Regions from separate parts of the Mus musculus genome. Here regions 1, 3, 4 and 5 are each linked to region 2. A link is a loop called in an ENCODE intact Hi-C map of the cell type or tissue named here. Cell type or tissue: left cerebral cortex. All regions are shown on one strand. Links, peaks and the distances in the headings refer to the core of each region. The heading gives the core; the rest is flanking DNA. Region 1 has its middle 330 kb from the start of Rps6ka3. Region 2 overlaps Smpx (small muscle protein, X-linked). Region 3 has its middle 570 kb from the start of Cnksr2. Region 4 holds the start of Rps6ka3 (ribosomal protein S6 kinase polypeptide 3). Region 5 has its middle 350 kb from the start of Cnksr2.

What was found. Peaks named below come from ENCODE experiments on the same cell type or tissue, not always from the same donor. Only the 100,000 strongest peaks of a DNase experiment are listed, where the experiment ranks them.
Region 1: a loop joins it to region 2, with 16 times the contacts of the local background. A loop is called at or near these places in 27 of 42 quality-filtered maps.
Region 3: it touches region 2 in a loop (6-fold over the local background); 3 of 42 quality-filtered maps call a loop at or near these places.
Region 4: it touches region 2 in a loop (4-fold over the local background); 3 of 42 quality-filtered maps call a loop at or near these places.
Region 5: it touches region 2 in a loop (3-fold over the local background); 2 of 42 quality-filtered maps call a loop at or near these places.

What each region holds. Positions count from the first base shown.
Region 1 is chrX:158,919,723-158,925,775 of GRCm38, forward strand. No RefSeq gene overlaps it. Among named protein-coding and RNA genes, the nearest start is that of Rps6ka3, 330 kb to the right of the region's middle. In left cerebral cortex, for the core only: CTCF peaks have their summits at 2,595 (motif pointing left) and 5,538 (motif pointing left); DNase peaks (open chromatin) are centred at 712, 1,378, 1,957, 2,318 and 6 more places; H3K4me3 peaks cover 204 bases; H3K27ac peaks cover 4,606 bases.
Region 2 is chrX:157,728,827-157,734,879 of GRCm38, forward strand. The region is part of intron 4 of Smpx (small muscle protein, X-linked); the gene reads left to right. Among named protein-coding and RNA genes, the nearest start is that of Gm15169, 28 kb to the right of the region's middle. In left cerebral cortex, for the core only: a CTCF peak has its summit at 3,326; DNase peaks (open chromatin) are centred at 1,361, 1,889, 2,805, 3,314 and 1 more place; H3K4me3 peaks cover 188 bases; H3K27ac peaks cover 2,375 bases.
Region 3 is chrX:158,610,176-158,616,228 of GRCm38, forward strand. No RefSeq gene overlaps it. Among named protein-coding and RNA genes, the nearest start is that of Cnksr2, 570 kb to the left of the region's middle. In left cerebral cortex, for the core only: a CTCF peak has its summit at 3,637; DNase peaks (open chromatin) are centred at 3,686, 4,101, 4,285 and 5,128; H3K27ac peaks cover 2,656 bases.
Region 4 is chrX:159,252,001-159,258,053 of GRCm38, forward strand. Rps6ka3 (ribosomal protein S6 kinase polypeptide 3) reads left to right here and starts at 3,782. Exons shown (of 22, transcript NM_148945.2): 1 at 3,782-4,188. The coding sequence starts at 4,120. In left cerebral cortex, for the core only: a CTCF peak has its summit at 3,278; DNase peaks (open chromatin) are centred at 2,273, 2,348, 2,758, 3,347 and 3 more places; H3K4me3 peaks cover 2,637 bases; H3K27ac peaks cover 2,179 bases.
Region 5 is chrX:158,388,116-158,394,168 of GRCm38, forward strand. No RefSeq gene overlaps it. Among named protein-coding and RNA genes, the nearest start is that of Cnksr2, 350 kb to the left of the region's middle. In left cerebral cortex, for the core only: no CTCF peak of the experiment used is centred there; a DNase peak (open chromatin) is centred at 3,594.

The DNA.
Region 1 (6,053 bases), core at 694-5,693, 1.2 Mb after region 2:
TCTTAGATATGTTCAAGAATTTGACCCAAACTAGAAAGCAGAAAACTGGTGATTCCCAGGTTCAGACCTAGATCTTCATGGCATCATAGCCCATGTTCTATGTGCAGAAAAATCACATATTGATTTTGAAACAGAACCCTAGGCAGGGTACCCCAGAAGGCACACAAACAATGATCAGAATTCTGATTCCCCCGGCCATACCAGTAGGGATGAGAAGAGGAGAGCAAGATGATTTTCTGTCTTAAATGTTTCTGAGGCAAATGTTTCTGACAACTGTTAGAACACTGGGGCATTAGAATGGATCCAATCTGCATGACTGCTAGGGGTCACATTTTTCCAGGCAGGCCTGATATACAACTCAGAATCTACCCAACTGGCAAACCAAACCCCAAACAAAAAAAATAATAAGAAATAAAAAATAAAGAGAGAGAGAGAGAATTTTTTTTTCTTCACCCACACTGGAACCTGCATCAGTTGAAAGCTGTTTTGTTGTGGCAAGAGAAACATTAAATGTCACACACTGAATTTGCTCTGATTATGAGCTAGCCATATCCCTCCGACAGAGAAGGAGTCAGGCAGAGTCACAGGTGTTTAAAGAAAGCATCCTGCAGCAATTTAAACTGAGTACTGGAGGCAGTGAGCAGGGCACCAGGGCTTTCTTTGCATTTGCATATGCATATGGTCAGAGGGCTAAAAACAGAAAGCCCCATCCCTGGGACACACATGCTCAATCAGGCTGCTTCACCCTGTGGGCTAAGTTTAGCAGAGCTGCGTGGTATTGGTGTTGCCTCTCACTGGTTTTTGTCAGTAAGTCTCTCTTTTCTCCCTTCAGCTGAGCAACACGCACTAAAAGAGACATAAGAAATAATAGAAGGGGCAATATTTCCAAGGTCACACAGCAAATAAAAGGCAGATCTGTGATCTAAACCTAAGCCTACATTTCTGCTGCTGTTGTTATTTTGATCATTTTTCAGTCATGTTTTGTTTTCTCTGGCCTGGACAATGAAAGCTTCCTCACACTGCCCCTGTAGGCTGCAAAGCTATGCCAACAACCACAGAATTTCACCTTAATAAGATGATTTTTCCAAGACAGGATAGTGTCTCTGGGGGGAAAAAAATCCCCCTGCAGATTTTTTGAAATTCTGAAGTTCCTCAGTTAGTAAATATGTGAACAAAAGAGCTAAATATTGTATTGGTCTTTGAGGTTTAAAAAAAAATGAACCCCTTTTAATCAACTGTGTGCATTGGATCTTTTAGCAGTGCTGACAAACACTAACAGCACTAATAGTACTGAAGAGCTCCTATATCCCAGCTTACTGTGTGCTTAACATCAAGTCACTGAAGTCTCACTGTAATCCCCAAAGATGCTTGCATCGTAGGGATCAAAAGCTCTGCTGGGGACAGAGTAGCACAGACCTATAATCACATCATTCAAGAGGTAGAGGCATGAAGACCACCCTGAGCTACTCAGCAAAACCCTGTCTCCCCACCACCATCCCCCAAAAAGAAAAGAAAGAAAAGAAGCAAAAAGAAAAAAAAGAAAAAAAAAATTGAAGGCTTTTCCATACCACACAGTACCTAACTAGGATTCCCCAGAGAGAATTACTCAGACAATAATTGCTATAAAAACACTAAGGAAATTGTTGATAAATAGTGACACTGTTTGCAGAAATGTGAAATACAAAGTACTTTGGGGATTTTTGAAATACCATAATATCCTGAACAATGTTGTCTTGGTTGTCGAATGTTGCTGTGTTCTTGGAAAGAAGTCAAATAAACAATGTCATCTACATTTATTCTAGAGAGAAGGGTAACATGTTAGATTGGAAGGCATTGTGTCATCATTTGCAGCTTGTAAAACTGAAGACCAGGAAGGGAAGGAATTCAAGAATACTCAGCCAGCTAAATCAGCCGGGATCAGAGCCAGATGTCCTGGAACTGCAGGCCCTTTCCCACTCACCCGCAAGTTGTATCTTTCCATCTTTCCCTTCAAACTGCTCCCTTGGACCATGGCAAATGGACACAACTAATACACTAATGCCCCACTCTTCCAACACTTGGCAGAAACGTTTGTCTCGGAAACATTTAAGATGGTGTTATAATCGTTTTTCTTTTTTTCTTTTTAAATGTCTTTTCTGCGAAAGAAGCAGTAAGACTAAGCTTCAGGCTTCTCTGCCTCATCATTATATAATACTTGTCTGGGACTGCAAATCACTCGCAGAAGGACAAAGCTCGGGGGAAGAAAGGGTGGGTGTGAATCTTTTGTGATTTCTTGAGTAACGGGAGGCGATTTGTCATTTTAGGAAAACTGGAGCCTGTGTTCTCAGATTCATGCACGATCCAGCCTGTTTGACTCTACTGAAAACTTGCGGTTTCTGAGCCCTTCCCTAAAGTTGGGGGTAGAACACACGGGTAGCAGACAGACCTGTTTTTCTCTCCTCCCTTCTCCCCAAGTAAGAGAAGCTAATAATAAATCAAAGTTCTAGAACTTGAATTTGAACTGAAAATACCTCAGAATAAAACCTGTTTCTTCCATCCGGCAAATCAGCCAGAGCAGGGACTACTTGCATTTTCTGTGAACGCTCGCCCCCTGCTGGTCAAGTTTGATTATGACTGACTCTTGAGAGAAGTAAACAAAATTACCATACCAAAAAGAATTTTTTATCGACGGAGAGAAGATTTATAGAGAACTCATTAATGTAACTTTTTAGTCTTAAAGTTAGCGGTTATGGAGAACCCACAGGGACTTGTTTTTAATTCTCATGGAGACTTTCACAAGCGAAATTCTTGGGGAGCTCTCCAAAAACCTTGTTGCTGAACATATTTATAGAAATGTGAAAATAAAACAACTCTCAAAGGATAACAGTGTAAAAAAAACTTTGGCTATTTATATTAAACTCCTACCAAAACAGCATGCAGTCCCCTCAACTTGGGACGATAAAAAGAATTCCAGAGCAAATAAAGTTACCTGGAGGGACAGGGTCTCCTGGTATAATTTAGGTTGGCCTGAAATTCACTATATAGCCCAAGCTGGCTGCACACTACCACCAGTCCTCCTGCCTCGACCTCTCGAGTGCTACGATTACAGGCTTGAGGCACTAAATGTGGCTTGAGGGGTACTTTTAAAGTATTTTGACTCAAAACCAATGAGATGTGTTGTTTAAATACAGTACACCTGAAACTCTGAGCTGCCCACTTTTTGCCTCCTTGTAAAAAGTCCTGCCATGTGCTGCCCATCTTTACTTAAGTACTTCGTTTGAAAGGTCAGCCAGTTCTATTAGAAATTCTGCTCAGCTTGATTTCAGTCTCTGTGTCCTGCTCTCATTTGATAAGGAATGCATGCCAATGATCTACGGTTAGCTGCTTGGTGGCGACTGCTTTTCCTCCCTAAAGCCCTTCCCCGGCTTTTCTTTCTCCCTCTCCACCACCCACATGCTGCTCTTATTCGGACTACTTCAACTGCCTCTATCACTCATCCACACCATTCCTGGCCTCCCTGTGCACCCACGTGCATACCCTTAGTGTGGCTCCATTTAACCCCTTGCTTGCCTGACAAATACAAACTCAACTAGGCTGGCGGAGTCTAGCACTCACGGGGACTGTGCACAGGTTTTGCAGTTCCCACCCAGAAACTAATCAGGCTCCCATCAGCAAACAGATCACATTACATAAGGCAGCTGGAAGGCGGCTCGGAGGCTGGGAAGCCAGATCACAAGGCTGCTGCTTCACCCACGTGCTGGTGAATCTTCCATCAGCCCCTCGGGAGAAGCAAACCCAGACGTCTGTAGTTAACAGCGTACATTTTGTGCCTGCCAGCGAGCACGCAGGTATAGAATACAATCTGCTAGGTTTTACGTCCATGTACCCCCAAATCAAAATACTCAGCAGAGACCATGTAGCCCCCAGGGAATACAGAAACATTTTTCCTTCTTTGAAATTCCTTCAACTCTTTATTAAGCCTCGTACTTATCCGAGAATAGCTTTTGTTTTACTGCCTGGGCAGTATGCGTTTAATGACTAATGGGCACAAAGCAGGACAACCCTGTCACACACACACACACACACACACACACACACACACACACACAAATGGGTAACCCAAATTCTCCCTTCCTGCTCCTTAGATAAGCCTTCACACTTCACTGCTCAGTGGAAAGCAAAGAAGGCATGGGGTGAACTGAATTCAGCTGTTGTTACCTGATTCTGACCACACTGGAAGGAGTCTAATTTTCAGGCACAGATTTGGTTTACGCAGTGAGTGGGCAGGTGGAACCTCCTCCACCTAGAAAGGAATCGTGATAAGGGAGAATTTTTTTTAAAGGTGGGGGAAGAGCCTAGAAACGAAATCCGTTTTCATCGCACGTGATGTGTGCAGATCTTAAAGTAGGTTGTTGCACTTCTGCACTGGGCTGTGTTTTGCCTTCGATGGATGCACATTCAGCTTGAGGCGATGCTGATAGCCGTGATTAAGCAGCGCTTCCAAGGGAAAATGTTTTGTTGTTTTCCTACCAAGATAGGAAATGCTTGTTTAGTATGCAAGAAAACTCCTCCCATTTCTGAAATGGAATTTACGTTATACGGTCTTTTGTTAGATGGTTAAGATTGCACTGCATGGTAGAAAGGACGTTAGGAGAATTTTAAGTGAGAGAGAGGGAGGAAAAAGAATGCAGGAGATAAAGAAGGGTGGGAGGTAGATACGAAGGGGGAGTGTAAGGGGGAAGAATCCAGGAATGCTTAAGCAAAGTAGAGAAAGAAAGGGGAGTGTGGATCCATTGTTCACAATAGAAGGGCTAGTTAAAACCACCAATTTCAGGAGCCAGGAGGGCATCTCGATTAGGGAAATCCCAGCTATGTGCAGCCCCTACCCCGCTGGGAATATCTGCTGACAGGAATGTAATGGAAAGTGTAGCTGATGTGAGAATCACCAGAGAAAGAAAGCCTAGGACTCTGCTGGGGAAGAGGATTTTTCTCAAACAAGAAAGAAGTGAACCCATTCATTCTAAATGAAAGATGCCAAGTGTATATACAAAGATGGAATATAGAAACTCTCCCAAAGGGACATTAAACACTGTAATTGCGTCATTGTCTATAGACCTGCAGCCGACTTCCATCTCAAACAATATAAGAAAATAACAATTCTTCATGAATTATTCAGAGGTTCCCTTTGTGGCAGTCACACACTGTACAACTAAGGCCCCACAGATCTTCTTCAAGGAGCCTGTGGAACTATTTCTTACATAAGTGTGGGAAGGTGGCAGCTGGCTTTAAGTTCAGTGACAATGCTTTCAGCCTATTTGACTAATAATTTCGAAAGTCTTTTGCAACAACTTTGTAACACTTAATGCTGAATTGTGTTTAGTGTGTCATGTTTTGGACATCTTGGTCAGTTGCCTTTGCTGTAGCTGCCACTATCAATGTTAATGATAATAATATTTTGTTGGTGCAATGAGGTTGTGTAATAAAGAAGACAAAAGGAAATACTGTGTGCTCCACAAGGGGCTGAGAATTGATTTTATTAAAGCTTTGCTGCCACCTAGTGATGCATTTGAAGAACTACCTGATTTAGACCGAAGTCATTCCAATGCATTTTAAAATACCAGTGCAACTGTTGGGAGGGCTAGCAACCAAAATACTAAAACTACAATGTTAAGCATTCCAGTAATATGAATATAATCAAAACTGTAATAAGTTTCCTATATATTATACAACTCAGTTACTCAAAATGTATCAAATAAAAGTGTGTTATAAACCAAACCATTAAAAACAGTTATAGTCAACGTTTATGTAATACCTACCCCATTTATATAAACCTATCTTGTGCCTGACATGACTTGATACAATGGAGAAAGCCCCTGAAGTTGGGAGCTCCTATCACAAGCCATACCCACAAGTAACTGTCCATCTATTTTCTATATAGAGTATACAAGTGTGTTCAATGTAGGTCCCCATATTTGTTTCAGGGGAATTTTCATAATTTGTTAGAGCTAAAGGAACCTTGCAGTTCAAAGATTGACATTGTCATTTATCAAACACATGAAGTTAGTCCAAGTTCA
Region 2 (6,053 bases), core at 670-5,669:
AGAGGACCGATTTATTGGTTTATAAAGAACTATATGTAAAAAGGAAAACAAAACCAAAAAGCTTCTCCCAATGTCTTCTCTGTGATTTGCTGGGCACTTTCCCCCCCTCAGTTCTGATGTGTTCCCTGTTTTGACCCAATTACATAGGTTCTATTCTCTTTCTCTAGAGGAAATGGTTGGAGGTGGTTTTCTAACTTTTAGTGAAGCTGCCTTTCTTTGTATTGGTAACCTCCTTTTGCCTTCTTCACTTGGTTGGGAGGACAGTTTCTTCAATGTTTCTTAACTACATCGAGGTTTCAGAGTTTCATTCAGTTCTTTTGTTGTCTCATAAAACTTTTGTGCTAGGACATATTTACAACCTGCATAGAAACAGTTGGCTCAGGACCCAATTCTGCAAATTTGTATACATTGGTATGTAACTTTTCCTGGACCAAAGGACGGTCACGACTGGCACATGCTTTGCTTTCAATATTGTGGAAAGCTTTTCTCAGTGTTTTATGACCTAGGATATAGGGTGTGTGTGTGTGTGTGCTCTAGAGACATTTGGCAATGTCTAGACAAATTGGTGTACAGGGTGAGCAAGAAGACAAGGATATTGATAAACATCCCATAATTTCCAGAAGAGCACCCTACACAAAGAATTATCCAGTCCTAAATGTTAGTAGTGCTAGCAAAGAATAAACCCAATTTTCTGCTTGAGAGATTAATGTCACATCCAAGCAGTCTCTTCACTGCACTTTATAGAAATTAAAATGCTAAAGAAAAAAGGCATAGGAATTAACTACCTAACAGGTATAGTTTTTTTTTTTTTTACCATAATTAACTTTGTGGAAATAAGGCAGTCAGATAAAATTTTTATCCATTAGCAAATTAGATATTTAGAATATATCTAATATATCTACCTGGGTTATACAATTATCTCAGCAGTTCTGCAAACTTTTAAACTCAATGGTACGTACTAGTAGCAAATATAAGTAACCAAGAGCACCATTATAATTTCTTCACCACCCTGAGCAGTCCCATCTGTTATATGCTTGGGAATGACTGATGGAGCATTCTGTGTTCCACATTCATATTTCCCTTACCACTTGTGTCAACCACAAGGGATGGCTTATTCATTTATAGCCCAGTAAATGCTAAGAATGGTTATTCGGTTGCACTAGAGTCACCCTGCTTGTAAGTCACTCCAGCATCTGCAATACTATTTACCCAGTCCTGTGAACCATGGCCACCTGCTGCATCATCCTTTTAAAAATGTCCTTTTAGTCAACCATAGTCCTTTCAAATATTTTTCTGTGCCAGCTCTGAGTGAAACAAGCAAAGGCTACAAGAATGCAGAAACTTCCATCCCACCAAGGAGGGTATTGAGCCACTATTCTCATGTGCTGGCTTCTTTGTTTCTTTGTTTGAATGTTTACCCATTCATTCAGTCAGTCAGCAGCTAGTAACTGTGAAGGACACCCCCTCCGGGTTCAGAGATGATCAGGTACAGGGGATCAGGGCACGTAGCCTGACTCATAGTTTAATATGTGAAATATTGTATGAGAACACAAGAAATTGCTGTCCCTTAAAGGTCTTAAGAAAAGGAAATGGTTAATGACTATAAAATGTAAATGAAAGAAAAAGAAGTGCAGGGAAGGAGAGGAGACAGAGTAGAACAAGATTATGACCACAGGACATGGTGAGGGCCCTGGTCAGGGTCAACCTAGCTGCTGCTGAGAAAAGCCAGGCCTCTGCAGAGTCCACCTTTGCTCCCAGGATGAGCGAAGGCTTGTCAGGCAGGGCTGTGTTGTTCTCAAGTGTAGCTGTCTTCCAGCCATGAAGCCTTTTCTCTCATTCCCCCTCTCACGCTGTGTGCAGCCCACGCAGAAAACCAGGAAAGTGAATTCTGGGCTGTCTAATCAGACTTGGCTGCATCGTGACAACGCTGCTCGTTTCAACTCCCCACACATGCTGTGGGGTTTGAGAAGAAGGCATCACTAGGAACAAATCAAGACTTGCAGATTTCCTTTGTGCTCCCTTGCCAGTGTCCCCTGCCTGTGAACTCATTAATCCACATGCTCTGGTTTATATCTTTATGCAGATGGTGAGGTGGTAGCTGGTTTAATCCCAGGCAGGGATGGTCAATTGGCTTCCCACTGAGTGAATTTTCTATTAAGCAGTTGACAAATTAGAGTCTCTTTCATCTAGGCAGGTGGCACCAAGGCAGCTCACAACAATTCCTCTTGAGTGCTGAAAAACAGCAGAAAGCAAGCATGCCCTGTTGCCAGAAAGTCACTGGCAGCCTTCTGTTGGAGGGTCAGTGATAACTTCCTTACACCATGGAAAACCCGCCCTGACATGATACAGCAGGGACTACGAAATTCTTGGCCAGCCCCTATGACCTAGCTCTAGCCTGACTCTCAAATAGTACAAAAGGTGCCTGGCCTTTAGTTCCAAAGACAATTCCTAAAAATGTGCCAAGCATTTTTACTAAATGCCAAGTGTTCATACATCCCATTTATTCAGAATCCATTTTCATTTCTTAATCATTTTCTACATGGGCTAAGTAGAATATACCCTGACTGGATTAGCTTTTTCCTTCAAGATGCATATTAGCACTAGGAACCACGCTTAATCAGGACAATTTTAAAGTATGTGTGCACCTATTGTGCCATACATGACTACACAAGAAGTAAATGTCGAGAACTCAGAGTAGTTGGGTGTGGATATGAGAAGGGACATTTGCTCACACGGAAAATGAAGAAACAAGGTTCCGAGTGTGACTCAGCAAGGAGTGTATGGGGGTGATTAGAGCAGTCAGTTGTGATTGCACGAGATGGTGTGGACAGGCTTCCTGACACAGAATTTGCCATCTGAGAGAAACCACTAGATGATACATGTTCTGGTACACACTTGGACTCAGTTTCCACTTAATGCTCTCCTGAGATTCCATAACTCTGAGCAGAATGCAAATGTAAGCGGTGGAACCCTAAGGGCAGTGAGGTGTTTTAGATGGGACACTTAAGACAATCAAACACTGCGAAAGCGTTCATTCCTTTTGCTGTCCCTACACCCTTCCCCTTGCTTCCAAAGCTGGAAACTGTTTCGCTTTTAAATAAAGTGCCCTCTAAAGAGTAGCTCAGCCTATTTCTGTAGAGATCTGGAAGAAAGTGTGCTGAACGTGAAAAGGCACTAATTATCTGTGACTAATCTGAGCTCACCCAGAGGCTCCCGAGGATCTCAGAGGACCTGCTTTTTCTTTGGCTCCTCCTACTTTGCTTTGCCAGAGCCTCTGCCCTTGGTAAGAAGATTTCCAGTCTGCAAGTACCCTCTTTCTCCTGGAGGAGGCGCTGCAGCTCAAGTTTTCAAAGCCTGCTCGGTGGCAGTTTTTCAAAGCTCCAGAGGGCATTACCAGAGTTTCACCAGAGCACTTTCGTTTTGTATTGAAAACTTCAAGGGACTTTTCTCCTCTTTTGCCCATTTTCAACTAGTAAATGGTTTGTAATTTTTGGATCCCCCCACCCCCGAATATGGTCAGTGTTAAGAAACATTTAGAGATCGAGCTACTATTTCTCTGAGGTTAAAGAAAAGTCAAGATGTTTCCTATACCACTTTTTGAACCTTTTTTTTGGGGGGGGGGGGCTTGGTAGACAAAGGTATCTCGCCTATTTCATGCAAGGACTATGTAGAAGCCTGGTCCAGGGAATAAATTGAGAACTATGTCTCTCTGAACAACATTACAGCGTGCCCTAATCTTAAGGCACCACTCACACCCAACTAGTGCCCTACAGGAGGGTTCTCTCTTTCTCTCCCTCCTTCCCTCCACTTTTCCCTCCCTGCCTCCCTTCCTCCCTGTCTCCCATTCTCCCTTCCTCCCTGCCTCATCCCTTCCCCACTCCCTTCATTACTTACTTTGGGAATTGAGCAATGTCTCTTTTGCAGTAAGAGGGAAACAGGCAGGCTGTCACGAACAAATGCAGGTGCTAATTAAATAATATGGGAACCTACAGACTTTGTGAAGTGGCTGCTTAAAGGGGCATCATAAGCAGGCAGTAAAGAAAAAGAGGTTTGTTAGGGATTTATTTAAAAAAAAAACAACTCTAAATCACATCTTTTAACTAGGATGTAGCAGTAGGAATAACATTATCAAGCCTCCAGACTTGATTTTGAGAATTCAAAAGTATTTCCATGTTCATTCTGCTTCATCAGTGCTGGAAGATCAGTTAGACAGGAGTTGGATTTGCAATTCATGCCTATGTGACTTCCAACTTCACAGGGTGGAAGATTGTGGGATGTGTTGTCATTTCCTGTCAGAGAAAGATAATTTTAAGCCTGGTTATGAAGTACATCTATTTAAGTTCATATGCAATAGGGGTAATAATCTTTTTTTTCTACCAATAATGTATCACGACAGATGTATTTAAAAAGAAATTAATTTCTGCCCATATTTAGTGTTTTCTTGCATCCCGTGTCTTGTGCTGGTGACCAAACCCAGGTCTTTTATGAATGCCAGTGCTCCATCACTGAGCTACATACCCCGATGCTTAGTAAATAAATAATTATAATTGTGCCAGCAAGATGGCTCAGTGGATAAAGACACTCACCACCAAGCCTGATAATTTGAGATCAGTCCCCAGGACTTATATGGTAGGAGAGAACCAATCCCCTAAAGTTGCCTTCTAACTGCTGCATGGTGAAGTGTGATGTATTTACTCACAAACATACACATAGGTAAAACAATGGAAAATCGTACTTCAGCACAGTATTCACATGCAAACACCAAAGCAACACACACACACACACACACAGAGAGAGAGAGAGAGAGAGAGAGAGAGAACATCCAGAATCATGGGAATTAGGCTGAATCACACACACACACACACACACACACACACACACACACACACACACACACAGAGAGAGAGAGAGAGAGAGAGAGAGAGAATCATGGGAATTAGGCTGAATGTCTTAATATCAGAAGTACTAGGTAGAAAACAATCGGTTTGGGGAAAGCTTTACTTCAGAATGTCCTAAATCACCATTCTATAAGTGAGCTCTTCTGGAAAGATTTCCATCATCACCAGCAGACAAGAAAGGTATCTTAGATTCCCTGCAGTATCATATACAAAGCTTGCTCCTTATTACCTGTCAGGAGGCAGAGAACCTGGGAGTCATTTTGTGCCAAATCCAATTCAATAATGAGCCAATTATAGACATGCTTCCACTGCCAAGAGCACGTCACTTCACCATCCCAGCTGGCTTCAGAGCCCCTGGTGGGCAGGAAGAGGGACACATGAGCCTAAATTGCTGATAACACTCTAGACCAATGGGGCTTCAAATGCACCCACATCACAGTGTTTCTAGAACTCCCTTAACGAATCCTGCCCCTGCTGAACTTTCATAGCTCAGTCCCCACTCAGTTTGCTCTCTTTCTCACTAGGTGATCAAATTCTGAAATATCAAGAGGTAGTCACCAGGAGCTCATCTCTTGCACTACAGGCCAACTTTGCATAATCTGCTGCAATTCTGCAGCCTTATTATTATGGTATGAACTAGGGCCATAGAGTCTGTAGCCCAGCCTCACTACTGACAGCCTTACTGAGCATGTAGGAGGTAAAATGCCAAGAAACTTGAGCTAGGTGAAATACAAAGCTGTCTCCATTAAAAATCAAAACAGCTCTGTGAATTTTGGCAGACACTTTCCAACCTGCCGAGATCATTGCAGGTTTAGATTCTAGAATCCAATAGTGTAGTTATTTTTCCTGGCTGACTTTGCATGGATGGCCTGCCAATTCAAGAAGCAAGCCTTTTCCTATTTTTAACTGAGATCTTGAGGAGAAAGGGGACCATGGCAGCACCAAGGACAGCATTCTTGGCAGGGGCCTTGGAGTATGAAGAAAAGTCTTAGATGAGAATGATGGTTTTCAATTAAAACTATTTTTAAGTTAGCATATAAAATCGTGGGTTTTGCTGTGACATTTTCATACATATGTAATATTGTACTAAGCTCACATCTTCTCCTTTCTCCTTACTCCCTCCCCACATATGTCCTCTCGGCACAAATATGCCTT
Region 3 (6,053 bases), core at 565-5,564, 880 kb after region 2:
GACAGTGTCCTTTGCCTTACAGAAGTTTTGCAATTTTATGAGGTTCCATTTGTCAATTCTTGATCTTAGAGCATAAGCCATTGGTGTTCTGTTCAGGAAAATTTCCCCTGTTCCCATGTACTCTGCCCCACTTTCTTTTCTATTAGTTTCCATGTATCTGGTAAATCATATTTTTAAATAGAAGACTAAGATATAGCTCAGTAGTCAAATATTTGTCTTGTATTTATGTACATTCAATACCCAGTGACACAAAAATTCATGTAGCCTAAGTGTATGTTGTTCAAGTCTATAATAGTTTATGCTAACAACCTAATCCTTCAGTCACTTATTTATCAACTCACCTAGAGAAACTTCTAGTCCTGATAGCACCATTCAGTATAAATGAGCTGTACAAATACATCAGTTTTAATCTTTTATGCTGTTTATATTATATGTTACTGTATCCTTTCTATACTTACCATTGTATTACAAATATCTATAGTATCCATTAATCTGTTGTACAACTTTTTAACTTAGGATCAATAAGGTATATGATTATACACCATAAAGCATTATGTAAAAATATAGTGTTCAAATAAATGAAATAAAGTTTCTTAGAATACATACCCATCATTAAACAAAATCATGATTATATATACTCAGAACACATAAGATTACTCATAGGCATGAATATTTATACCAGTATTATTCATAACAATTTGGTACTAGATACAAAGTGAATATTTATCAATAAATAGTTAAATATAATTTGGTGTACCAATATAATCAATGTTATTCAGCCATACAAAGGAATGAAGTCCTTACATATACTATGGCCTAAATGAACTTTGGAAACTTTGTTAAAGATGAGAGTTGAAGGTAACCAAACACTGTTTTGTGTGTGTGTGTGTGTATGTATATATATATATATATATATATATATATATATATATATATATATATGTATATATATATATATATTAAATGAGATGTCCAAAAGAGGCAAAATTATAAATCGAGCAAGTCCACAGGTATACTTTAGAACTTTCTAATTTGAGATATTTGATGATTTAAACAATGGCTATAGCAATAAGATCAAGTTTTAGGTAATAGGAAGTATGTAAACAATAAAGAAATGAAGTTATTAAAAATATCATCTCCAAAAGACATCAATATTGCAGACATAATAGGACAGTAGAGGGAGACGCTAATTATTCTAGAAACAGAAACTTTCTGATAAATTTGGGAGTGCTTTAGAGGAACATAACAAGAACAGGAACATATGGAAAGTAGAGCCTTAGCTCCCTTAGTTAGACAAAAGACACCTATCTTTGAAGTATTAATATTATCAAACTTAGAGTCACATTTGGTGGCCAAGGCCAGATCTGGCCACCCATCCTTCATAAGCCAATTAAAGGTGGAAAGCAGACACATTGGTAATGAAGCCAAAGAGGTCCAGCTAATGAACTTTACCCCTTCGTCTGTCTTCTGGGTCCTGGAGTGAGATTAAAGTTTAGTGGGCCAAGGGAACATCTAAGTAGTCCTATTTGATGTGTCATCCCACCAACTACTGATCCATCATTGCCTGGGCCACAAGTCTCACCCTATAAAATGGTCTAACAAGCTGTTTGTCATAGTTAGTATTTCGTTGCTGTAAAGTGACACCACAACCAAGGCAATTCTTATGAAGGAAAATACTCAATTAGGGCTTACTTACAGTTTTAGAGATTCAATACATTATCATCATGATTGATATGACAGAGTCCGGATCACCATAGGCTTTGCTACCCTTGGGGCCAGGTGTCCTGGATGCTATATAAAAGGCTGAGCAAAACCTGGAGAGCAAGCCAGTAAGCAGCATTCCTCCTTGACCTCTATTTTAGGTCTACCTACAAATTTCTCCCTTGAGGTTCTGTCCTGACTTCTATGAATGATGGAGTATGATCTTAAACCTGGAAGATGAAATAAAACCTTCTTATCCCCAAATTGCTTTTGTTCTTGGAGGCTTATCACAGAAATAAAAAACTAACTAAGACAGGTCCTCTTCTAGCAAAGTCTACAATAGTCCATTCCAGTTTAGTTTGTAACCTTCTTATTACAGTTTCATACCTTCTGGTTATTGTTTTTAATTTCTTTTCAACCAAATGGTAATACATTGTTTCAACCTTATTCTATTCTATTCTATTCTATTCTATTCTATTCTATTCTATTCATCCAAAAAGTCATTTACAAAAAGAAAAGTATACGTTTCTTCTTTCCTATAAATGGCAAATAGGTCTTTTATGAATTTAACAGCAGTGTTAAAAGGCAAACTTTCAAAATTATGTTCATGGAAGATTTATCCTTTGACAAAGAAAGTGGGGGCAGAGGGAGGGTCCAGATGAAGTTAATCGGGAAAGAAGATAGTCAGATATAAGGAAATTCCTTTTATTTTGTATTATGTTCCTATTCAGGCTCTCTATATAAAGTTTTACTGTATGTATCTACTCTCTGCTGTACTCTTCTCAGAAAAAAGAAATCAGTATCATTGTTAATGTTTTTTTCTGTTACTCTGGTCTCTATCACAGGGACTTCGTAAATCACAATGGTCCATCTCAATTTGCATTGCAATCATTCACTAGACATTTGAAATTGTCAATTCTCAGACTCCTAGATTCCTCTCTCTGATGCTATAATTCTCTTTCCTGCATCTTAACACATCATAGGTCTCACTTTTCGTTTTCTGGCTATGTGCAGACCTCTACTCTTGCCCACTCCTGAACCTTTCACCCTAATTTGTAGTTAACAGTCTTAATGGTGCAAGTCTTAGGTATAAAGCCCCAGCTATACAATGCCTTATCACTTTAATCTCCCTGGCTTTTCCATACTACTGATAGTATTACTAAAATGCTGGCTACTATCAGCTGGGTCTGCCATAATTGCTGCTATCTAATCTTAAACGACTATTAACTGCTCATAAAAATCCTTCCACTTCCCTTTACAAAAAAAAAAAAAAAAGAAAAAAGAAAAACGTTTATGAGGTGCCTCCACAATGTCTCCTCTGACTCAAGTCACTGTCTATGAGCACAGCATTTCAGCTTGAATTCTCTCCAGTTTAAACCCTCTGCATTCTAGTTCCACCCCACCCCCCTCATTTTGAGGCAAAGACAGCTCTGCTTATTATTATCATCATCATCCTTCAGTTCATTGTGGACAATGGATAATCTGCCTAGAAAGATGCCAATCTCTCTTGCTCCAAATCTTCCATTGAAGTAGAATTGGATTAACCAGCCATCCATAGCCCTCCATAAAGTAGTCAAATTTATCATGCCACAATAATTCAAATTATTTCCTGTATATCATGTTATGTTTACATCAACATAAACCATTTGTTCTTTTCCAAGAGAGGCCTGAATTCCATGCTTCAATGCTTGGTAAAGCCAAGGCATTGCCTTTTATTTCTATAATTGGAGTTTAAATCCTAACCGCATCATTTGGCAGTTGGGTAACTTTCATTAAGGACATAGAATTAGTGGCCATTGGTTCCCTAGTTACTTGTAAGAATCAAGTAAAATGATACTTGCAGTACTAAAAAAAAAGATAAAAACCTATATAATGCTGAGATACAATGGGGAGTGTTGTTTTTTATTCCACAAATATTCATTTAGCACCCACTATTGGCAAGCATTAGTACTGCAACTGTTCACTTTCCAAATGAACATTATACGTGTACTTAAAAAGTAGAACAAATATGTACCTCCTGAGTTACATAAACAAAAACAACTGAGAAGATTCAAGCTCACATAAGCTAGGGATTTGGAAATAAAATGAAAACAACACTTCCTCATAGGTTGATGGCCAGTTTCAACTTAAAACCACCCTCCTGTAGATCTTACACCATCATGGCTGCATTTGCGGACATTAAAATGAGTTCACATCAAATAACTTAGACAAAAGGATGCTGAAAATTTATGAAAATCATACTGGAATCTTTTATTCCTCAGAATATTTTAAAAACTGTGTTGCTTTAACTAATCCCAAGTCTAGAATCTCTTCAGTCCATGCCAGATGGGATGGTCAGGAGCAGATTGCACACACAAGCTTGCAAGAGAACATGGCTCTATAAATATAGCTTCCCTTTATGGTGGCTGAAACTCTACTTTGTATAGGAGAAGACCTTACTGAAAAGAGTGTTGTTTTCTTTCACTAATCATCAGTACAAAAGAACATGCCAAATGTGCATTTTCTCCAGTACTAGCAGACTTGCTATGCTGGTACCCCAAAACTGAATTTTTGAATCTCAGGGTATTGGGGAGGGGAGTGGGTCGACAAAAGATACCCAGTGAACAAGCTGTTTCTCTCTCCCTGCCCGTCTTTTTGAAAAAAAAATCCAAAATAGAAAATTTAAAAGCTTAAAAAACTTCGAGGCAATTTAATTTAAGTTGCTTCCCATGACTTTAAACACTGAATATTCACACCTACGTCAGTACTACATTGAGAACCTCCTACTCAGAGACTGTATTTAGGAGAGGAAGGATGCTGTGGTCTGAGATGAGGACTAGATTTGAGGGATCTTAAGTTCGGAGAAGAATTCTTTAGTAAGACTCCATAGTTCAGCAAATTTTTATCCTTTCTCCTCCATGGAGATTCTGGGAAAAATTCTCATAGAGCCTCTCCTTATGAATAATTATGGGAGATTAAAAAATGATTACAAGATAAAATAAAATTTCTTAGAACCTATTTCATGGCTTACATACATTCTGATTCAAACAACAGTGTTGTTCCTAAGAATCTGGGTATACCCTGAGTGAGTTTCAGCTCCAGGATCTCCTGAAAGAACCCCAAGGAACAGGCATTGCTGTGTGTCAATGAGAACAATGCAACATATATATATATATATATATATATATATATATATATATATATATATATATATATATAATAGAGCTTGTGCCACTATTAGATTTTAATGTATAGGGCAGATTTCTGGATCATCCCATTTTTAGGGAAAATGCATTTTAGCTTTAGTTTTTAAGCCATAACATGGTCAAATTGCATATCTGGTCTATTACTTCACACCCCACCATTTTCATGTTTTTTAGCTTAAGCCAAGCCAGGTGAGTAGGCGTCATCCAAGATAAAATCTTGCTGACTTTTTTTTCCTCCAAAGAAAAGCTAGCGAACAGGAGGTAATAAATGCTATGCTTCCTACTCAGACTTTGTCACATAAGATGTCAGTTCTTTATTTTAATTATATTCCTTGCCAGCTCAAAGAGGCAAGTAATTTTGCTGCATATTATCCTACCTTTGTAAGAGTTCTTCACAGGCAACAGTGGAAGAGGTCTTTCATTTGTTGTGCCAGAGTTGGTTTTAATATCCAGTTCCCAGCCACTCTCTTGTATCTTGAGAAAAGAACCAGTTTATGTACTGTCAAAAAAGAGAAGCAGAACAAATAATTACTTAAATGCCAGTATATTTGAAACTTAAAATCTTCTCCAAAGCAATGTAACAATACAAAGAGGTTAAAATTTTATTTTAAAGAGGCAACTCCCCCCACTACAATTGAGTAGTGGTATTGATCAAAGTGGTGATCAAATGCAAACATCATCAAGAAGATGGGATGGAGGGGAAACTAAGGATTTCTCTTAGTTGGATATAGGAGACCAGGTTATAAAATGAGGATTCTATTTGTGTGCTTGACACAGAGACCACTGCAAGAATGGTGAGGAAAGACTATAGAGAAGGAAAGGGAAATATTCAAGGTACACTGTAAATTCCACCACCACAGCAGCAACTGAAGTCAAATCCCAACAGAAACCCCTAGGAAGCAGTATAAAATATATACTTCATGGTTATCTCATTTTATAAGGGATGATTTATTGGAAATAGATACCAAATTTCTGGCAGCCATTGGCTTAGGGCTACTCTTGTGAAATTAAAGGGTATATTTCACTGATATTTGCCATCTGCTTCTCCAGTTTCAAAAAAAAAAAAAGTTCTCAGGTCCAGAGATGCAGATATTGGCATCTAGAAGGAAGCTAGAACCTGGTGGCTGTCCAGGATCAAAGAAGGGCAAGCAACATACTATTAGCTTC
Region 4 (6,053 bases), core at 294-5,293, 1.5 Mb after region 2:
CTGACCTCGAATACAGAGGTCCTCCTGCGTCTTCCTCCCAAGTGTTAGGATTAAAGGCATGTGCCACAACCACCTGGATGTTGTGACACATTCGAATTTGGACCAGCATGGCTCAGTAGCTACATAAGGCTAGTGGTTTGTGGTCTTCCCAAACCCTTCTTAGAGAGAGGGGGCAACTCTTCTTTGAATAGCAAGATGAAAAAGTTCTTTATTAGAAAAAACCAGAAGTAATCTTGTTGAGGGCAGCATTGGCTACTGTTTCAAAATCCTTTTTTTTTGTTGTTGTTTTGTTTTGTTTTTGTTTTTTGTTTTTTGTTTTTTCGAGTAGCCCTGGCTGTCCTGGAACTCACTTTGTAGACCAGGCTGGCCTCGAACTCAGAAATCTGCCTGCCTCTGCATCCTGTGCTGTTAAGGGTCCCTCTCTCTGTACCCACTGAGAACAGGACTTGTAAAAGGCAAATATGTCTCCAAAGTTGCAATGCAACCGTTTTGTTTTTTTTTTTTTTTCTGGCTGTAAACGGGATCTCCAGAACCAGAGCACTTGGTTCTTCTTGAAATAGAAAGTGTTTATGCCTGGGATGAGACTGAATCAGGCAAGAGATGTGCTTATGTGTATAGCGCAAAAAAACAACATATCGCGTCCTGGAGGCCAACTGAGCAGAGCAAGCGCAATCTGGAGAAAGGAAACCTGGGCCTGTGAAAAGAGCGGCATGATTCGTGCCAAATTCCAAATTTCAAAGCAACCTTCCTGCTAATGAGTGCCATCAGACACAGACTGTGTGATGCTGTGCCCCTCCTGATTGATGAAAAAAAAATAATAATAAAAGTGTACAGGGGATGAGGCAGGGATAAATATTGTACTCTTAGTTGATTTTTTTTCCCTAAATTATCCAAGCAAAGAGGATTAGTGCACTACTTTTGGATCTGATTAAATAAACGGAGGAAACACTTCCCCATCATTTTCTTTTCTTTATTTTCAGAGGCAGAGAGAGAGAGAGAGAGAGAGAGAGAGAGAGAGAGAGAGAGAATGAATTGTATTTTTCTAAATCAGTTCCCAGTTCAAGAAGACATCTGTGGTAGGGGTGTTTGAACCCATACTTACCAGTCAGTCCCCACAATTGCAGTTAACCTTGTTTTCAAAGTTATTCCAGGCAGGGTCTGATGCTACTGGCCTGTAACTCCCAGCTACTTGCTAGTTCGAGGCAGAAAAACTACAAGACTTAATCTTAACTGGGAGACTTCGTGAGAGCTTGACTCAGAACAACAACAACAACAAAAAAGTCTTGGGAATATAACTGAGAATGCTCGAATACTGTGAGTGAGGGAGGCCCCAAGGTCAATCCGGAGAACTACAAAAAATAAAATTGAATTAAATTACTCTGGTTTGTTTTCAGGGTAAACAGAAACCATCAAAAGTTGGTTCTGAAAACAGCACACAGCATGCTTTGCTTTTAATTTTTTTTAATTACATTAATTTATTTGTTGAATATGTGTGTGCCTATGTGTGCCAGCCTAGGAGATCACAGGACAACTTCTAGGAGTCAGCTCTCTCTCTGTCTTTCCACCATTCTTGTCCAAGGGATCAAAACTCAAGTTATCAAACAGCAAGTGTCTTTACCCACTAAACAAACCCTCTCCCTGGCTCAAAAGGCTTATTTTATATGGTTTCTATGGGGTAATTAGTGCCAGAGTGTGTTTGGACACATAATTTAGGTTTTCTGTGTATAAATGCAAAACAATACATAATTCCATAACGTCAAACTTCTTTGAGCACGTTTATGTTTTGTTGTTGTTGTTGTTGTTTTGTTTTGTTTTGTTTTGTTTTTTACATCAAGACAGCGCGGCCAACTAACCTGTGTTAGGGCCCTGGTTGTACTTGCAGCACCCGAATCAAAAATGGTGACAATCTCCTCGTCGTGCCTCTCTCCTCCAGTTTATTCTGAGCCTGCCTAGTTGTTGTTTAACGCGATCTGTCCCTGAGTTCAAGGCTGAGGGAGGGGGCTCTCAGCAAGAATTTCCGGCTGCCCCCCCCCCCAAAAAAACAGTTGGAGCTTTCATCAGATGAGGCTCCTAGGCCTGGAGGGGCAAACTGCAGATGGCAGCAAAAGGAGCCCAGCACCTGTCTCTGTCGGACCAAGCAAGAAACCTCGCACAGCTCCCACAGCCCGGGCCAGCTAGGTGTGGGGTTGTAAGGTCATTCTCACACCTGCTGAAGGGAGTGAGGCGGGGACACTCCAGGTGTCTGGATCCTGGGATGATTAAAGGAAACTGTTAAAAGGCATGCAGGGAGAGCGCAGCGGGGGGACGCGCTGTGGTAGCCAAGCGTGGGAGGCTAGAGATGCCTCCCTCCAGGCCTTGGGGACTGGGGAGACAAGCTGGCCTGAGATATGTGGACTGGGTAGACAAGCTGGCCTGAGATGTGTGTGTGTGTGTGTGTGTGTGTGTGTGTGTGTGTGTGTGTGTGTGTGTGTGTGTGTGTGTGTGTGTTTCTTTCCGATGCAGGGCGGTTAGCCAGGGGCTGCAGTAGCTTTCCACTCAGCCCAGCGACTTTTACACATCCCAGACATACTCAGCGCATCTAAGCAGCGGGCTCGAGAACCCAGGACTGAGCCTTCCCGGAATCCACTCAGAGCGCCCAGCCATTAATTCTCGAACTCTTAGAATTCTGTGGCTCCGTTGCCGACTGAGGATTGGGTTCCCTTAACCTAGGGCTTCCTCTTCTCGGGCAGGAGGAGGAGTCACAACCTCCCCTCCCTTTCTCCTCCGCCTACGACCAGCTTGATTTAAAAAAAAAAATCTAATCTTTTATTTAAAGTCAACGGAGAAGCAGGAACCCCGCGCTCCTGCCTAGAAGATATTTTTACTAACTCCTTAATCTCTGCCAAGAAGGGCAACCTTAAGGAACCTGTTTTCTTTTAAGCTTTAGGTAGCAAGGGAGGAGTGTGACAGTCTGGGCCGAAACTCGAGGGCTCTATGCACTTGGGAAGGGTTATTAGGGCGGAGGTAGGGTGGGACGAAAAATTTCCAAAGTACTAAACATTGAACACGAGAGTCAACTCGAAAAGCTTTGAATCAAATTGGGAGCCGAACGTACGTATGTGTGGCTAGCTCCCGGGAAAGAAGCCTCTTGAGTCCCCGTCCAAGCAGGAGAAAAGGGGTCAGGTGAATGAATACCCAGCTTGTGACCCTGAAGGAGGAGAGTCTTGGGCCAGGAGGGGATGTGCCCATAGCCTAGGCGCGCCCACGCGCACCCCTGGAGGAGAAAGGCCGAAAAGACACCTCCTGCCTCCGCCTGGGGCTGCTACCACCGGACTGCGCCCCCAGCGCCTTGCCCAGCTTCACCAGCTGAGCGCGAACCCCTCTGCTCTCCTATTCTCAACTAGTCTCCGAGCTGTTAGGACTCGTGGCAGTCAAAGGCACCTCGTCCGCCCCGCAGAGCCCATTTCTCTCCCCACCCCATCTCCCGCCAACGCCCCCAAATTTTTTGGGCTCGCCCTTCCTGAAAGTAGGCGAGGCCCAGAAGCTGAGGCTAGAGAGAGGAGGTGGAGGAGGAGGAGGAGGAGGAGGAGGAGGAGGAGGAGGAGGAGGAGGAGGAAGGGGTAGGAGGTGGAAAAGGGGCGGCGCCGAGCGGCCAGCCAGGGGGCGTGTCCGGCACTGGCCCCGCCCCTGGGTGCGCGCGGTGGTGGCGGAGGCCGCCCAGCCTCGCTCTAGAGAGACAGGTATCGCTTAGACGCCATGTTGTGAGCGGAAGTGGGGGAGCGCGCGGCCGTCGCTGTTCTGCTGGGATCGGGCGCGGGAAGCGGCGGGGAGGGGAGGCGGGGGGCGGAGCCGTAGTCCGGGCGGCGGAAGGAGGAGAGGAAGAAAGGGGCGAGCCCTGGTGCCTGGCGGCGGCGCAAGGCTCTCGCTTGGAGTGCGGGCGGCTGTGGCTAGGCGCTGGGCGTTCGGGTGGTCGGCGTCGGCGTCGGCGTCGAGCTCGCTCTCGGGGGAGCCGCGGCTGCCCGGCTGCTGCTTCTCGGCTCTGCCTTGGAGCTCGAGTGGCTAAGGAGCCGAGCCGGCTGTGGGGCGGGTGGGGAGGGAGGAGGCGGTGAAGGCGGCGGCGGGCCGGGGAGGGGGGGAAAGATGCCGCTGGCGCAGCTGGCGGACCCGTGGCAGAAGATGGCTGTGGAGAGCCCTTCCGACAGCGCGGAGGTGAGTGCAGCCGTGCGGCAGGGCAGGCGCGCCCCTTCCCCACGCCCCCGCCGGCGCTAGCTCTCTTCCCCGGAGCTGCCCCCCTTAGACCACCTCCGCCGCCGGCTCACATCTTGTTCCCGGGGCGAGATTCTGCTTTGGGTCGTTGGGCTTTGCCGATCTGTCTGTGTCTCCTTCCCGCACCCTCGCCTCTCCCTGCTTTTGGGGTTGGGGGGTGCCGGTGTGGCGGCGCGTGGGGTTTGGAGTGGGCGCTGAGGCTTTGCAAAGAGCCTGTTTTAATCAACTTTGCGTGGGGGAAGCAGGAGGCAAAGCAGGAGCCGGCGGCGGGGAGTTGGGAAGTTTGGCCCTGCCGGCTCTAGGGTCTTCTCCGGAATCTTAGAGACTTTGGATTCGGTTCACCAGGAGCCAAGACTTCAGTCTGGCCGCCGGAGGGGTTTGCTACAGGGAGACGGGCGCCCACAGGGCAAGGTGGGCGAGCCAAGCCGGGAGGGTTTTGAGTAAGGGGTCCAGGACTGAGGGATCCCCCCACACCCCGGTCAGTCTGCCGCAGCGCTCTCTGCCGCTGCTGCAAAAGAAAAACGGAGCGCCTTAGGTCCCCTACTCCTAGGTTTTGAGGTCACTGAGTTGGAAGACCCCAGTATAACTTTTGCTTCCTGTCCATGGAGGTGAGCGGGTGAAATTCAAGGAGATCAGCGGACGCTGTAAAAGGGCTATCTGATTTTCCTCTCCCGGGATCTGATGATCGGCCCTGAGATACCCACCCCAGTGTCAGAAACCCAAACAGTATACCCAAACAAGGCAAAACAGAATTTCCGCGGACACATCCCAGCACCGAGCTTTTCACAGCCGCCACTGTCCCAGAATCAACTGGCGATCTAAAAAAATAATGCAGACAAGATCCATTCCAGGGTATCAGCGCTCCTCTCCAGAGTGGAAAATCAGTTCCTGATGGTGGCGCGTCTGTGATTCCTCTTTCTTGACTTTTCGCTGAATTCTATCCTCGCAGCGGACTTTAGGGGATTACAGAATGATAGGCTGGGTGTGTGTAATAGTTACTGAGCGAGTGACCCCATTTCTGGAAAGCATGACTGAAACGCGGGGGTGGAATGGGGCAGGCTCTGATGAGTGGTGTACTTGGCGGCAGCCACTGCCCCCATCGGCCTCCGCAGTGTGAGAGGTGGGTAGGGTTACTGGTTACGTCAGTAAAACTCGGGCTCAGTTTGGTGTGAGATGCGGGACGCTGACATTCTCTGGGAGGGGGGAGAGGGGGAGGGAGGAATCCGTTCAGATCGTTTTTTCTAATTTTTCTCCCCTGTCACCTCCACTACCATATAAAAATATTTACTTGTTCTTAAATGCAGGAAGAGTTGTAATAAAGCTTACAAGTTCATGCTTAATAATTTACTACTGGATAATGCTGTTCTAAAATAGCAAAGACATAGGTATATGTTACTTTTTTTTTTAAAGGAAAGGCTGGTGTAAAAAAGGAAATCGTGTTTTTACGACTGGCAGAATACAAGAATTTTATTTGAATTTAGAGCCAATATGATACTATAAATCTTTAATAATAAAGTTAAACTTAGAATGCTTAACCGTCATTTGAATGGGTAGTGTGGAAAAACAGTATGGCAAGGGAGCCTCTTCATTTTTTCTTAAAGAAAAAAATTTGCATTTAAAATACAGCTATAAAGGTGGTTAAAATTGCTGAACCTGTCGAAGAAATTGTATTTTCTTATAATCTGCTTTTTATTTTAGGTTTTTTTTTTCTTTAGTTTTTTGAAACAGCCCAGGAACTCACTATGTAGACCAGACTGGCCTTGGTCTCACAGAGATCCACCTGCCTCTGCCTCCCAAGAACTGGGATT
Region 5 (6,053 bases), core at 659-5,658, 660 kb after region 2:
GTACCATTCACTATTTAGTTGGAATAACCAGAAATGAAGACACGGTAGATATTCTTTTTTGAAAAACATGCTAACATGAGGAGGAAACTTGCTAGGATAATGTGAAGGCCAGGACTGCTATTGCACGTGGCTGAGCTCTGTCAATGCACAGAATCCTCAGGTCCCTTGATTCCTTTGCTTTTTTTTTTTTTTTTTTTTTTCACATCACAGTTCAAATTCAAAGTGCAAATAGGAAAGTGAAAAAGGAGGAATTATTGCTGATTTTATGACAGTCTTGGAAATCAGTCTTGGAGACTTTTGATGTGTTCTCTTAGCAAAAGCAGTCAAAAGTCAGTATCTACCTCCTGATGGGGGAAGTCGCAAGGTTGCACAGTAGGAAACCATGTAAGACAGAAGATATCTTTATCTTTAAAAACAAAACTTTGCCAAGACTTCACTCTCAAAGAGCTTAGAATTATTGGCACTTTCATGTATTATAGCAGTCATACAGATGAATGGATTCAGTTGATAAAGGAACACAATGTAGTTACAAAGTACCAATAAGACAGTATGGCCCACTGTTTCAGAGCAGAATTCTACTAGACCTTCAAAGAAAAGTTAACATCAACACTCCTCAAATTATTCCACGAGACAGAAACAGAAGGAACAATGCTCAATTCATTTTTTTAATTAGATATTTCTTCATTTACATTTCCAGTGCTATCCCAAAAGTCCCCCATAACCTCCCCCCCACACTCTCCTATCCACCCATTCCCACTTCTTGGCCCTGGCATTCCCCTGTACTGAGGCATATAAAGTTTGCACGACCAATGGGCCTCGCTTTCCACTCAATTCATTTTAAAAATACCAAAGTTACCCTGATACCCAAACCACATAAAGACCAAATCAAAGAAATTGATTTACAGACCAAATTCCATTATGAACATAGATGTGAAAATGCCCGATAACATAGTTGCAAACTATGGAACCCATACCTGACACTGCTTGGGTAACCAAGAATTAGAGAAATAGATTACCCAAAAACCTAGGGTAAAAACAAACACTACTGTCCTAAAAAAAATAAAAGTAGCAATAAAATGACTGCTAATGATATTCTGCTGTACTCAAAGATCAGTGCCTTATCCAGTCATCATCAGAGGGGCTTCCTCCTGCAGCAGGTGGGAACAAAGATGCAGAGACCCACAGCTAGATATTACAGAGAGGGAGAGGGAGAGGGAGAGGGAGAGGGAGAGGGAGAGGGAGAGGGAGAGGGAGAGGGAGAGGGAGAGGGAGAGGGAGAGGGAGAGGGAGAGGGAGAGGGAGAGGGAGAGGGAGAGGGAGAGGGAGAGGGAGAGGGAGAGGGAGAGGGAGAGGGAGAGGGAGAGGGAGAGGGAGAGGGAGAGGGAGAGGGAGAGGGAGAGGGAGAGGGAGAGGGAGAGGGAGAGGGAGAGGGAGAGGGAGAGGGAGAGGGAGAGGGGAGACTGTACATGGGATGTCTCTATTAAGTGCCTCTTCTTAGTGCCCAGGGAATTCCTCAGTAGAAGAGGCAGGAAGATTATACAAGCCAGAGGGGATGGAGGACACCAGGAGAACAAGGCCCTCTGAATCAGCTAAGCAAGGTACATATGAACTCATAGAGACTAAATCAGCAAGCATAGGGCCTACACAAGTCTGTACCAGGTCCCCTGCATATATATAATATGCATATGCATATGCAGGCTTCTGGATGTGGGAATGAGTGGGTCTCTGACTCTGGTGTGATCTTGAGACTCTTCCTCCTGTTGGGTTGCCATGTCTTTCTTCAATGTGATAAGAAAGAACAGATGCAGAGGTCTTAGAAAATCTGTACCATAATCCAGGCAGGAGATGGATACAACTCAGGTTTGGTTAGCCATAGTATAGATGGAGAGAAGTAAAACAATTAGGGGGGTATTGAAAGGTCAACTTCACAGAATATGAGAATGAGGGCAAATTTAAGTCAGGAACTAGGTGTCTAGGATACCATCTCTTTCTGAACATTGCTGAAAGTATAATATGATGTTCACTAGAATAAGGATCATAGTAAGAGGCCATTGAATTATAGGAGATTAAGGATTTGATCTCTGTCATGTTGAGTTTTCGAAGCTTATGGACATGTTGCTTTAGGTAACTGGATGCTCATGGGAGATACCTGATTTGGAGATATAGATGTTGTTTGCTCATAGACAGTGATAGCATGGGCATGAGATATACTATATCCATCATGTAATTGAAACATTTTGGGTGGAATTTCTGAATGCTTGATATATGGGGGGAAAATTGTTCTTTAATGCTTTTATTTTCTGCTCCAAGTGACTCTTGAAAGATAACCCAAAACATGTAGGTCATCTGGAGTTCAGTTAGAAAATCTGGCCAAGTTCAGTCTTTCCAATTCTTATATGAACTGAACAAGAACTATAGTGATAGTATTAGCTGAGATGAAACTTGAGCCTTCAACCCTTCATTCCTTAGCATACTAAGAGTGTTACTGAAGGCCTGTCTTTTGTTACCCTATGCTAGTAAGAAATGCTTAGTTGCCTTGTCTACTTGAAGATTCATAGAAAGAAACAGACCTTTTTTTGTATTTATAAGATGAACCTAGTCTCTCATAGCCCATTGATTCAGAACAATGAGTGAACACTTTTCTCTTTAATATTCCGATATACACACCTTTAAAAATTCTTTCTGAATAATAAGAACTTATCTTCCCACTCATCCTACATATCTAAGACAGATATAGGCATACTTCTAGATTTTTTAATTTCAATTTTACCATAACAAAATGTGCTGCTTTGAGGTATGTTTGAAACCAAAAATTGTTTGTTCCAACTCCATCTGTATTTATTAAGAATTTTTAATTGAAAAATGTATATTTTTACCTAATAGCTTTGTGTCTTCATTAAACAACAAATTGTTCAATTCATGACCAAGCTTTCTTCAGTCTTAGAATGTGTTCTCAGAATATATGAAAGAGTGTAACATCTTGTTGTTTCTCAATGATTGGCCCCATGATTACTGGCAAGTCAACGCATCCTTGTAGTCCTATAATGATAATGTTTTATACGTTAACAAAGGCCATATTTTCATTTCATTTGCTTAGAAAAATCATGTGTCCCCTTAATGGAAAAAATCATGTGATAGCTATTATTTCTGCCCATGAACATAGAGGCCATGAGTAATTTGGCTACTAGTGAATCCAATCTTAGGGAAGACAGTATAAATTTTCCAGAACTGTACTAATTTATACTATTTTCCTAGTTTATTTTACTTTGAGCTTCAGATTGAACCCAGGGCTCTACATCTATTAGAGAAGTTCATTGCCACTGAGCTTATATCTTTAGCCCTGTGCTAGTTTAATTATTAATAGTTCCCCTCTTAATGCCATATATCTTATTCTGAACTAGATGATATATAACTATGTATCACTAACTTACTGTCTGCTCAAAATTGAATATAGTAGATTTTTTTCAGTCTCCCCCATTTGAATGGAAAATAAAATTAGGCTTCTATGATTAACAGTGAACCTCAAGACTGAAAAATTCATGAAGGAGAAAGAAGTGGGTGGGTCATGATAGGCCATGGATGAATCAACCTTATGAGTAATTCAAATTTATGAATAAGTGGGATTTCCAAATCTGAGTCAAGATCCACAGAATAGGTGATGAGGAATTACCATAATTTTGAGGAACTAGAAGAAGCTCATAGAGAAAACCAACAGGCTTTGTATTATGGAAATTCATAGTGAATACTTATGAGATCCTAACACTAAACTCATTTACCATGATGTCAAGTTTCATTCAGTGTACATGTTTCATGGACCCTGACCATATTGTTTCTCTATTACATATTATTCTGTATGAATTCTTCACCCTCCTTCACCTCAGAGCTGACCTAAGGACACAGGTTTTCATGAAAGTGAGTTATTTGGGAGGTGATGCCAGCACATACTAGTAAATGAGAGTGGAGAGATAAGGGAAGGAAGATAAGCCAATGTTTCAGTGTGAGAATGTTCCCGATTCAAGTAACAGAGTTCATTCCTAGTAGGAAGCCCTAGGATATAGGGTAAAGGACAACTCAGAGTCATCTACTCAAGGAAAAAGGAAGCTAAGCCATCTGCTCCTCATTTTCAATTATTATTGGGGACGAGTAGAAATTTTAACTATTTGGCACTTTCAGCCTGCCACATGAAAGAGATGATATATATATATACTCATATATGCCTTGCGGGGGTAAATCATCAAACAGAAGATTCTATGTACTTTCAGTATGATATTATTGCTCTGAGGCCTGAATACAAAAAGGATATGGATGGGCAGCAATGGAATCTCCTATGCAGATCACATGTCAGGCGGTCTACAGGGTGGCTGTTGGAGACATTTGGCTTCACAATAGTGACATCTGAATTTAAGGATGGTGAGAAATAATGTATTGATAAGAACCCCAATCGTTTGGCAATCTCCTTAGTATGCATCTCTACATGCTTTGTGAATGAGTCATTTTCAGAAATCCAGCATACCACAGAATCATAAAGTTGAAAAATGTCCTTGTAATTTACCTAATATAGTCTCTCCCTACAGTAAATTTGTTAAACATCAATAAATGGACAGTTAGCTCAAGCTTTAAGTCGCTAAAAATATTTCAGTGGGTCTTTTCTTAGCAAGAGATAAGCTGGCATTTATTATAGTGACACACTTTGGTTACGGATGGGATTTATGGAATTTGTAATCAATATATTAAAATTCATTAATATACACAGCCAATCATGATCACTTTGCCCCATACACAGTTTATTAATCTCACAATTCAGAAAATGGCACCAATGATTCCATAGATAAGACATAATTAGAAAAGTAGTTAAGCATTTTATTTTTTTTAACTAAAATGGCTCACTCTTTATTAAGACCATCAATGTTTAGGAAGAGTTAACCATTTCAATTCAAACCGCTCTTTAGAACAAATTTTGCTACAGGATGAACTAGAGCCACAACCATTTAATATTAGGGTTAAAATCAATGATTAACAGGACTTGTTTATCTGGCAGAGGACCTGAGTTTGATTCCCAACCCCCACACTGTGGGACACACCCACCATTAACTCAAGTTCCAGGGTATCTGACACCTTCTTTTGAGCTCTTTGGGCACCAGGCATGTGGTGCATATACACGCATGTAGGCAAATACTGAAAGACATAAAATAAAATAAAATAAAATAAAATAAAATAAAATAAAACTTTTAAAGGATTCTCAAAGACATTTTACAAGGATAATATAATATACTATGTTGGAAGCAGGTATTTATACATCAAAGAATTCCAGTAGGTGATGAAAATTTTGACCAGCTGTGGCTTTATAATGGTCGCTGTATGCATAAAGAGAAACTTCAAGGGATGAGACTCTTAATTGGTTACTCAATACTAATGGTCAGCTCCGAAGTCACATATATGCAAACAACACTAAATACATTCAGCTGGTTGATGTTATATTTATATATTTATGTATGTGTATGTGTGTGTATGTGTATGTGTATATGTATATGTGTGTGCATTCAGCAATGACAATTGAAGAAAAAAAGCCATGAATGTGGGAAGAAGTGCAAGGGGTGGAGGATAAAAATAGAGGAAGGAAAAGGTGTAATTATACTTTAATTTTTAAAAATTGTCAGAGATTCAAGCTATTGGAGTCTTCTTTCCACAGGCATTCCCTAAGAATATTTTTCCCCAAGTCCAGGAGGTCAAATCCAGGGCCTTGAGAATTTTAGTCAAGTGATCTATCACTGAGCTATATATCCCCAGTTTCTGCTTCTTCTAATCATGTTAAAATGTACATAAGTTTTACTGCTTCCACCATTTAAGAGTACAATTCATCAGTGTTTAAGTACCATCACATCATTACACAACTATTATCATCCACCCACAGATTTTTTTAAATCTTCCAAAATTAAAATCTAAACCAATTAAACAGTCAATTCTCAATTAATTGTCCCACCCCAGTGCCAGAAACCCCATTCTAATTCCATCTCTAGAAAAGCCACTACTCCAGGTATCTCATAGGAGTAGAA